Regions from separate parts of the Homo sapiens genome. Here region 2 is linked to region 1. A link is an interaction called in ENCODE POLR2A ChIA-PET data of the cell type or tissue named here. Cell type or tissue: GM12878. All regions are shown on one strand. Each heading gives the region's core, and the rest is flanking DNA. Links, peaks and the distances in the headings are about the cores only.

Region 1 (5,071 bases), core at 1-4,000:
AGCAGGGAGGTCAAGGGGCCAATTTATTCCTGGCTACTGGGAGAGAACGGCCCCCTGAGGAAACTCAAGAACATGAGAAAATTACTAGGTTGTTTTCAGATGGGGGCAGGATCAGTTTGGGGGAATGTGAGTGCCCAGGACCCATGGACTGGGTTTGCCCAAGCAGAGAGGACTGGGGACTGGGCAGAGCCCAGGTGGGTTTTAGTCCAGGTGCAGCCCCTTCAGAGCTGTGTAACCTTCTTCTGTGGAAGAGGGTCGTGAACTCAACTGCTGCTAAAAGCACTGCTGGATTTAAAGGGCATCGTCTGGGAAGCCAGGCTGGAGAGGCTGCTTTCTTCATGCCTGGACAGCCTCTGAGACGGGGAAAGGAGGAGCAGATACTGCCTTGCCCTGGCACACACACAGCTGGAACCTGAGCCCAGAGGTGGTTTGAAGGGTCAGAGCCTTCCTGGGCCACCCACATTCCCCCAGAGCCCTGATGGCCCTGCTCTGCCTCAGACCCCATGGGGTGTTGGAGTCAGGATGCCCTGCTGCCTCAAACCCTATTGGGAGCCCGCTGCTCTGCTCACCTTTTAATCTGGGGCCAAGGGGATGAGGTTGGAAGAAGCTGTTGGGGAAAAGGCAAGATATTGAATCCTGAGAGTCCAGCCTGCTTTCCAGGAGACTGAAAGCAGCACAGCCTCCAGGCCTGCTCCTCTATGAGGCAGACATGCCGGAACCAGAAAGGATGCTGAGACTGGGAACCCACCATCGACATTCAAGTGGACCCACCCGAGGGTGGCACCAGGAAGATGAGTATTAGAGGGAGCAGTGAGCACCAGAACCCTTCCCTGGTTTACCCCTCACAAGTCAGAATACAAGGCTCAGAGAGGGAAGGTAACCTGCCTAGAGTCATACAGCAGAGTGGTAGATGGAACGTGAGCTTTGGAGTCAGGCTGACCTTGGTTCAAATCCCACCTCCACCATTGAGTCCCACATGCAGAATAGGGTTAACTCCTATGTTTACAGGGTGTCTGGGAAGATCGAAGACAGTGTTGTAAAGTACCCACCTACACAGGGTGTGGCACCTGTTGGGTACACTAATGACCACTGTTACTAGCATGACATCTTTATGGGCAAGCAAGGGAGTGGTAGCTGAACTCAAGAACTGGTAGGGTAAGGGACTGTGCGGGACACAACAGGGATGGCAAATGGGTTGGGGTAGAAACCAAACCTGGCCATACCCTCTGCTTTGCCACTGGAGGCCTCAGGGCTGTGTGGAGAGGATAGAAGCAGACTCCAGCTCATGAGCCCTGTTTGCCCAGGAGAGAGAGTGGCTGTGCCCTGGGGCCCTGGAGGACAAGGAGACAGGGGAATATGTCACAGAGAGCAAGGGAGAAGGGGTAAGAGGAGGAGTGTAGACCCCTGGCTGGTATCAGGAGCCCCTGGGGAAGTTCTGCCACCAGCTGGCCAAGGGCCCTTGAGTATTTTAGGGCCTGAAGTCAGGGTTCATGAGGTACAAGGAACAGGGAGCACAGCCCACTTGGAGCTAAGTGATTTATGGAACCCTCAGAGAACCTGCTTCCATATCACCTTTCCTGCTTCTTTCCCCAACTTGGTGCCCTCTGATGACATGACAGCCTGTACAGGACTGAAAGTCACCCACTCATCCCCGCCCCAGCTCCCATTCAAAAACCCCAAGCTCCAGCCTCCTTTGTAGTCTGGCTAAGGCCTTTGATTTCTTCATTCCTAGTCTCCAGAGAAAAAAAAAGGCTGAATGGTCACTCACCAGCCAATCGGTTGGCTGCCTTGAAGTCAGGTGCCCATCCCCTTGTCCAGTCAGCTGGGGCCAAGGAGCTCAACCTTGCACAAGCCAAGTTGGGGTGAAGATGGTGCAGAAGGCATGAAGGATTGGATCAGTTATCTATTTCTGCATAACGACCACGCCCACAACTTCGTGGTTTAAAACAACTGTTTATTTGTTCCTAGCTCTGGAACTTGGGCAGAGCTTGGTGAGAACAGCTCATCTCAGTTCTGTGTGGCATCGACTGGGGAGACTTCACTGCCGCTGAAGGTCCTAGATGGCTTCTGACCATGTCTGTTGCCTCAGCTGGGAGGCTGGAAGGACTGCAGGGCCGCTGGCTCCTCTCTTTCCACATGGTCTCTCTGAGTTTTAGACTTCTTTAAGGTAACTCAGCACTCCAAGATGACATAAATGGAAGCTCCCAGGTCTCTCAAGGCCGAGGCCAGGCAGACGCATAGCACCACATTGGCTGCATTCTATTGGCCAAGGCAGTCTCAGATCCCCCTAGATTCAACGAGAGGGAGGACAGAGCCCAGCTCTCACTAGGACAAGCTGCAGTCACACGCAAAAGGGCACTCAGGGTGTGAGAGTTGTCACGGCCACCTTTGGAAATCACCTTGGAAGTCCCTGGAAGTCACAGGGACCTCTGTGGTGCCTTATTCCTTTGAGGAACCACTCACAGGTGCACAGCCCTGTATGGTTTGCTCAGGAGTAGGGGGCTTAGAGAGAGATGGTGACTGTCCCAGTGATCTACAGCTGGTAAGGAAAAAGCCAGGACCTGAACCCAAGTTTGCTGTGCAGTCTGAGTCCCTTTCCATAGTGAGGGTACGGGGGAAGTATGGCAATAATCACAATAGCTACTGTTCATTGAGGGTTTGTGCCAGGCCCCAGGCCAGATGCTCTATGTGCCTTCTCTTATTTCATCATCCCAGGAGGAGGGGCTTACAGGCTCCCTTTCAGATGAGAATACTGAGAAGTGACTATCTGCGGCCCACCACCAGCTAGGTGCTGACGTCAGGATTCACACTTAGGGCATCAATACTTCCCTGAAACAAAGCCCCACATTGGGCCCGAACCACTCCAGACTCAGGCTTCTCATCTGTGAAGCAGGCACGGCCTCCTTTCTTTGTGGAAGTTGGGGGAGGAGGGTGTGCTGTGGCCTGGATGGGTGAGCACATGGTGGCGGGGGCGTGCTCTAAGCTTCTGCCAGTCAATTCCCCCATCCTGGCCCCCAACCCACCTGGCATCCCTGTGGGGCCCTGAGACCCAGGCCCCGCAGCCTGCTCTGAGGGACTGGCACGCTAGGCCTGGCCTGGTCCCTGCTGGGCCACTAGGGACCATGGGGCAGGAGTCTAAGAACAGCAACCACATGACACATCCCTAGGAGTACAGGGCCCTCCCCCGGGAGCTCCAGCCTCTGCCTGCCTGAAGGAGCTGATTGCTCAGCCTGGAAAGGGATTTACAGTCTCCCCTTAAGCCTATTATGGCTCGTCCTGTGGCCCCAGCCCAGGCCCTGTCATCCTGCCAAGTGACAGTGCTGGTGTCTGAGAAGGGGCCACGGAGACTGAGGGATGCCCCAGTGCTCGGCCCCAGCTCCTTCCTACCCCAGCCTTCAGGCCAACCCAGGAGGCCTCTCCATGCCCTATATGTGACCCCAGCAGGGACCCAAGGTCTGGCTCTCCCTGTACACCCACTGCCTACGCCCCCTCACTCCCGGTCTGGACTGTGACACAGCCACGTAGACAGCCAATCCTGTGGCTGGGGTGGCAGGATGTTCCGGAGGAACAGAGGAGGAGGAAGCTGGAGGCAGAAGAAAGAGAAAGCCAGGCAAGAGAGAGGATAGGCGGGCCCTGCCCGTGATGCATCCCTCCTGGTTCCTGCGGTCCAAGCTCAGCCCAAAGGCAGCGGTCAGCATGGCCGGCTCCCTGTTCTGCTGATGAGAACCACAAACCTCAGAGAGGCCCAGCCACTGCCCAAGTTGCATGGCTAAGCCATGGAGCCTCAGAAACCACAAAATGCCCTTTGTGTGCGCACATTCTGTAAATGAGGAAACTGAGGTACAGTGAGGGGAAACTGAGGTACAGCATTTTGTGACAGGCCTAAGGTCACAAAACAAGTCAGTCGGCAATAGCACCAGTTCTGACTCAGCTGAATTGGGAGGTGGCCATTTCCATGGCATCCAGAAAACCTTCCTATGGGAAACACAAGGTCAGACTGGCCCCAGGGGGACACCCATTCCCAGGGGCGGGGGCGGCAGCTGGAGGCTCTGACTTCCTGCCTTTGCTGTCTGACTTGCAGACATTTACATAGCTCATTAAAAAATATGGTGTCGTAAAGAGGAGAGAGCCGGCTCGGGAAAGCCTCGTTCCCCCGTTGACTGCCAGACCTCTTGCAGGACACTCCAAGGGCGCAGGGAGCAGACCTGGATGGGAGGAGGTATGCAGCTGCCCCTCCGCAGCACCCAGAGCTGGGGCTGGGGGAAGCTTTTAAGGCATCTGTTTTCCTGGGCTCTGTCCACAGCCCTGTGCCAGGAGGTGGTGTGACCTTGTATAAGACCCTGAGCATCTCTGGACTGACCCCTCCCAAGGGCCTAGGAGAAGCCTACACTAGGTATCTCACATTCTTCCAGCTTCAGGGTTCACCCCAGGCCTCAGTGGTGTCCCCTATCTGACTTCCCTGCCCCCACGCCACTGCCAAAGTGAGGCGGAGTCACAGCCTCTCTAGCAGAATGACCTTTATGGCCCAGCCCTATACCTGGGCCCATAAATCCCTCCCTCCACGCCATGCAGTCTCCTGGAACAGAGCAAGGGGTCTGCTGACCCATCCGCCTGCCCCACCCTGGCCACCCCAGGACCACCTCTTGCCCATTTCCCAAGCGCAGCTCAGTCCAGAGCCAGGATGTCCAAAGCCCCCAGGATCCTTGCCATCAGAACAGTCACTCCCCTCCACCCAGAGGTCACCTTTCTGGAGTCTTCCTGTGTCCTTCTCAGGCAGCCTGCCAACGTCGACCACCTGGGGGGAGTCCTCGCCCCTCTGCCTCACTTTCCCTCTCTGTACAGCCAGAGTTGGGTACAACGGGCTCTGAGATCCCAACCAGACAAGACGGTCTCTGGGGAATAACAAGGTCCTCTGCCCATGGTGAGTCCAGGCAGAGCCCCTAGCTGGGAAGTAGGGACTGTGGCGAAGCCCTGCGGCCAGAAGCGTGAAGCAGGACTGCCTGACCACTGGCTGGCACCTGGCTGGCCAGGAGCCAGGAGGACAGTTGTTCCCTTTCTCCTGCAGGGCAGC
Region 2 (5,337 bases), core at 482-4,481, 230 kb before region 1:
ATAGGAGGGGCTCCTGTTAAGGTCCCCGAAGTGCCTTCAAGGCATTTTCCTCATTGTCTTGGCTATTAACATTTGGCTCCTCTTTACTTATGCAAATTTCTGCAACTGGCTTGAATTCCTCCCCAGAAAATGGGATTTTCTTTTCTATCACACGGTCAGGCTTCAAATGTTCTAAACTTTTATGCTCTGCTTCCCTTTTAAATATAGATTCTACTTTCAGATCCTCTTTGCTCATGCACATGATCACATGCTGTTAGAAGCAGCCAGGCTACATCTTGACACTTTGCTGCTTAGAAATTTTTTCTGCCAGATACCCTAAATCATCACTCTCAAGTTCAAAGTTCCACAGATCCCTAGAGCAGGGGCACAATGCCACCAGCCTCTTTGCTAAAGCATAGCAAGAGTGACCTTTACTCCAGTTCCCAAAAAGTTCCTCATCTCCATCTGAGACAATCTCAGCCTGGACTTCATTGTCCATATCACTATTAGTATTTTGGTCATGCAATTTAACAAGTCTCTAGGAAGTCCCAAACTTTCCCTAATCTTTCTTTCTTCTTCTAAACTCTCCAAACTGTTCCAGCCTCTGCCCATTACCCAGTTTCAAATTCGCTTCCACATTTTCAGGTGTCTTTACAGCAATGCTCCACTTCCCAGTACCAATTTTCTGCATTACTCATTTCTTGAATTGCTGTAAAGAACGACTAGAGACTGCATAATTTATAAATAAAAGAGGTTTAATTGGCTCATGGTTCTGCAGGCTGTACAGGAAGCATAGCCTGGCAGGCCTCAGGAAACCTACAATCAACAGAAGGCAAAGAGGAAGGAGGCATGTCTTACATGGCCAGAGCAGAGGAAGAGAGAGAAGGGGAGCTGCTATACACTTTTAAACAACCAGATATCATGAAAACTCACTATCACTAGAAGAGCAAGGAGGATGTCCGCCCCCATGATCCAATCACCTCCCACCAGGCCTCTTCTCCAACAGTGGGGATTATAATTTGACATGAGGCCAGGCGCGGTGGCTTACGCCTATAATCCGAGCACTTTGGGAGGCCAAGGTGTGTGGATCACCTGAGGTCAGGAGTTTGAGACCAGCCTGACCAACGTGGAGAAACCCCATCCCTAATAAAAATACAAAAATTAGCTGGGCATGGTGGCACATGCCTGTAATCCCAACTACTCGGGAGGCTGAGGCAGGAGACTCACTTGAACCCGGAAAGCGGAAGTTGTGGTGAGCTGAGATCGCGCCATTGCACTCCAGCCTGGGCAACAAGAGTGTGAAACTCTGTCTCAAAAACAAAAACAAAACAAACAAACAAAAAAAAAAAACAAAAAAAAACAAAAATTGATGTGAGATTTCGTTGGGGACACAGATCCAAACCATATTGTCATTCTTTGGTGAATGAATGGTCTTTTCTGTTTGGTCGCCTTTAAGTTTTTGTCTCTGTCTGTTATATTCTTCAGTGTACCACCATCTGTTCACGTAGTGGCTTGGCTGTGTTTATGATGCACAGTCACTCAATGTTTACTTTCCTTTCAAGCTGAGAACTTATCTTTCTCTTTAATCCTGGGAAATGATCTGTTTTTATGTCTTCGACTATTGCTTCTTTTTCATCCCTTGGTTCTCTTCTCCTCGAACTCCTATTAGATTTTGTTCTTTTTAATGAAGCTTCCATATTTTTCATCTCTTTATCTTTTTATACTATTTTCTGAGTAAATTTCTTTTTTTCTTTTTCTTTTTTTTTTTTTTTTTTGAGATGGAGTCTTACTCTGTCACCCAGGCTGGAGTGCAGTGCCGCAATCTCAGCTCACTACAAGCTCTGCCTCCAGGGTTCACGCTATTCTCCTGCCTCAGCCTCCCGAGTAGCTGGGACTACAGGCACCCGCTACCATGCCTGGCTAATTTTTTGTATTTTTAGTAGAGATGGGGTTTCACTGCATTAGCCAGGATGGTCTCAATCTCCTGACCTCATGATCCGCCCACCTTGGCCTCCCAAAGTGCTGGGATTACAGGTGTGAGGCTGGGATTACAGGCGTGAGTGTAAATTTCTTAATATAAGCTTATAATTCACTATACTTTCCTTTGGACAGGTCTAGTCTAAAATTTGTCCAATTATTGAGTCTTTTTTTTTTTTTTAAAGAACAAGGTTTAATTACATTGCCCAGGCTGGACTGAAACTCCTGGGCCCAAGTGATCCTCCCACCTGAGCCTCCTGACTGGCTGGGATTACCAGCATGCTCCACAGTGCCTGGCTTCCTTCAGTTTTTTTTTTTTTTTTTGAGATGGAGTTTCACTCTTGTTGCCCAGGCTGGAGTGCAATGGCACAGCCTTGGCTCACTGTAACCTCCACCTCCCGGGTTCAAGCAATTCTCCTGCCTCAGCCTCCCAAGTAGCTGGGATTACAGGTATGCACCACCATGCCCAGCTAATTTTTTGTATTTAGTAGAGATGGGGTTTCACCATTTTGGTCAGGCTGGTCTTGAACTCCTGATGTCAGGTGATCCACCTGCCTCAACCTCCCAAAATGCTGGGATTACAGGCGTGAGCCACAATGACCAGCCTTCCTTTAGTTTTTTAAGGGGTCCAAATAGGCTTCTATTGAGTCATTTAAATATTTCCCTATTGTTTACTTTTTCTGCAATCAATAAGCCTCCTAACTGTTGATTTTGCTTTGGCATCAATCTTCTTCATGTGTTTTAAAATTTTACTCTGCACAGTCATCTTGAGGGAGAGTTTCTCTTTCTCTTCTTGTCCCTGTAACTATTGGTTTTGCAGTTGTTCCCTTAGTCCTCTGAAGTCTCCAGTACAAAACCATGCCTTAAATCCATTTTTGGATTTTTTCTTTGTTATCTTGGTTTTACCTCTTTTAAAATATACTACTGTCTGATTGGGCTGCTATAACAAAATTCCAAAGACTGGGTGGCTTAAACAACAGACAATTATTTCTTACAGTTCTAGAGGCTGCAAAGTCCACGATCTAGGTGCTGGCAGATTTGGTGTCTGATGGGGGCTCTCTTTCTGGCTGTAAGCAGCCACCTTCTCACTGCATGCTCACGTGGTCATTCCTCGGAGCAACCATGTACAGGAAGAGGGAGATATCTCTTTGTCTTCTTATAAGGGCACTAATTCCATCATGAGGGTCCCACACTTATGACCTAATCTACACCTAATTACCTCACAAATGTCCTATCTCTTAATACCATCACATTGAGAGTTAGGGCTTCAGCATAAGGATGTGTTTGTACATACACTTTTTTTTTTTTAACATAGATGAGTGTATAGCTGTTCTGTATCCCATATTACATCATAAACATGTTCTCTTGTCATTACAAAGTCTTTAATATCATTTGAAACGTCCTTACTAACAATCACTTAGCCTTGCCCTCAGTGTTATTTATATTTACTCCCTATTTAAGGTAACCTGATGAATCTTCTTGGTGTGAAACTTGTCCATATTACGGATTGTGTCCTTAGGAAAGACCCCAGAAAGGAATGGCAAGGTAAGAATGGGAGCCTGTGGCTGTTGATATCTGTCTAGTGTGGACAGGTCCATCCTCATGGCATTGGAGTGTGAGCTCCCCTCACCCACAGCAGCCCTAACCCCACCAGCAGCCCCAGCACGCAGTGAGCAGGGGAGGCACCTGGACAATGGTCAGTGCTTCAGACAGTGGGCGGCTATTTTCTCCAGTCAAGATTTCCTGCATTGCAAACTCTTTGGTTCCTTTAGGAAACTTCTGGCTGGGCCCCAGATACAGGGAGCAAAGTATTCAAGAGAGCAGGAAAGCTTCTGGCTCATGGGGTCAAGCTCCTGAACCAGATATGAGGTTTGATTCCAGGCACTGGAATGGCCCAGGTTAACAACTCGTGAATATTTTTTTAAGATTCCTGCTTTACAGATTGTTAAACTGTTTTCTTGCACAACTTCGTAATCTTTGCAAACTAAGCCACTTTCCAGGTGGCTGAAGCTCGGATTGACCAAAGCAGTGCTTCTTGAAACGTTCTGTGGGTATGAGTCACGGGGAATCCTATTCAAACACAGATTCTGATTCAGCTGATTTGGGATGGGGTCCAAATTGCATTTCTAACAGGCCCCCAGGTGATGTCGACACCGCTGGCCTGAGGACCTCACTTGAGTAGAGAAGTGTGAGGGGACTTAGGCAAGCCACATGCATCCTCAGTGACAGAGCTGGAACCCATATCTGCCCAACGCCAAAGCCTGTGTCCTCTGTCTGCGGTTCCCATGTAGAATCCTGCAGTCCTACCACTTACTTTGCAGGTGAGGGAGGGGAGACAGAGAGGCTTCCGCTGGAGGGGGAGGTGACTTTGTTCAGGGAGGGGGCTGCTTTTCCCAGGCCCACCCCCCAACCTTGAGGTTTGATGAGGAAGAGATGGATAGAGGGGATGGTCTCCTGAGTGGGGAAGTGCCACAGCTGGGCAGCCGTCAGTGTTGGAAAAATTAATTTTTTAATTAAAAACATCTTTTTTTCCCACTCTTCTTTCCCCTTTGCTTTAATGTCTCAGTCTGGAGTAATTATGAGTCGCTCTGGGGAGACTGAACCTTAGAAAAATTGTTGGTGCGACTGCTGAGGAATTTATCTGATTAACTTGGGCTCAGCCTTTGAAAAGAAGAGAAAGGGAAAGAGAAAAAGGGAGGAGGGAAAGCTCCAGCTCCCCGTTGTCTGGCACAAAACTTAATCACAGCGTCAGGGAGACCAGGTAGGCTTTGGCTGGTTCCTTCAGGGTAGCCTGGGGGCAAGGTGGCTGGGGGCTCAGCATCCTGGCATTCGCCTCCCCAGGCCCCAGTGGCCCCACCTGTCCTCTGGGTTGCCTCCCAGGGCCTGGAGATGTCACTGTGACTGGCCCTACATGGGCGATGGAGTCTTAGGTTGGGTTCCTGGAAGGCAGAGCCTGGAAAGGGATCTGAGTGCTTTCAGTGACACACATGAGGGGTGAGGGGAGCAGGGTGGGACAGGAGCAGAACCAAGGTGAGGAACTGGTTCAGCCAAAGTCTGGTCTGGACCCAATCCCCTGGGGAGCTCTGGTGCTTGCACTGCACTGCAGAGTTGTCAGGGCACGAGGGGCGGCTTTTGTTCCTGGATCTGCCTGCTGACCGTGGGTTGCACCTGGGGAAGAGTAGGCACCCCCCCCCCAGGCATTTCCTGATGACCAAAGTTTGGTCTCCACTGGCTGAGGGCACTGCTCCCTAGAAGGGCACAGCTGTGAGTTGTTAACAGCCAACACCACCCGCAGCTAGTAGACAAATGTCCTGGCTTGAAAACGGAGTCTGGGTGAGGCATCAACAGCACCTACTACAGATGGACTGGAGCAGGGGCCTA

What was found. ChIA-PET counts read pairs that join two places held together with the same protein. Peaks named below come from ENCODE experiments on the same cell type or tissue, not always from the same donor. Only the 100,000 strongest peaks of a DNase experiment are listed, where the experiment ranks them.
Region 2: POLR2A ChIA-PET joins it to region 1 with 6 read pairs; 2 of 35 experiments call an interaction of 5 or more read pairs at or near these places.

Annotation. Positions count from the first base shown.
Region 1 is chr15:77,605,756-77,610,826 of GRCh38, reverse strand. The region is part of intron 3 of LOC105370906 (a long non-coding RNA gene); the gene reads right to left. Among named protein-coding and RNA genes, the nearest start is that of LINGO1, 25 kb to the left of the region's middle. RefSeq lists enhancers at 2,718-3,436, 3,326-3,620, 4,876-5,071. In GM12878, for the core only: no CTCF peak of the experiment used is centred there; a DNase peak (open chromatin) is centred at 2,441.
Region 2 is chr15:77,839,887-77,845,223 of GRCh38, reverse strand. No RefSeq gene overlaps it. Among named protein-coding and RNA genes, the nearest start is that of LINGO1-AS2, 180 kb to the right of the region's middle. In GM12878, for the core only: no CTCF peak of the experiment used is centred there; no DNase peak of the experiment used is centred there; H3K27me3 peaks cover 289 bases.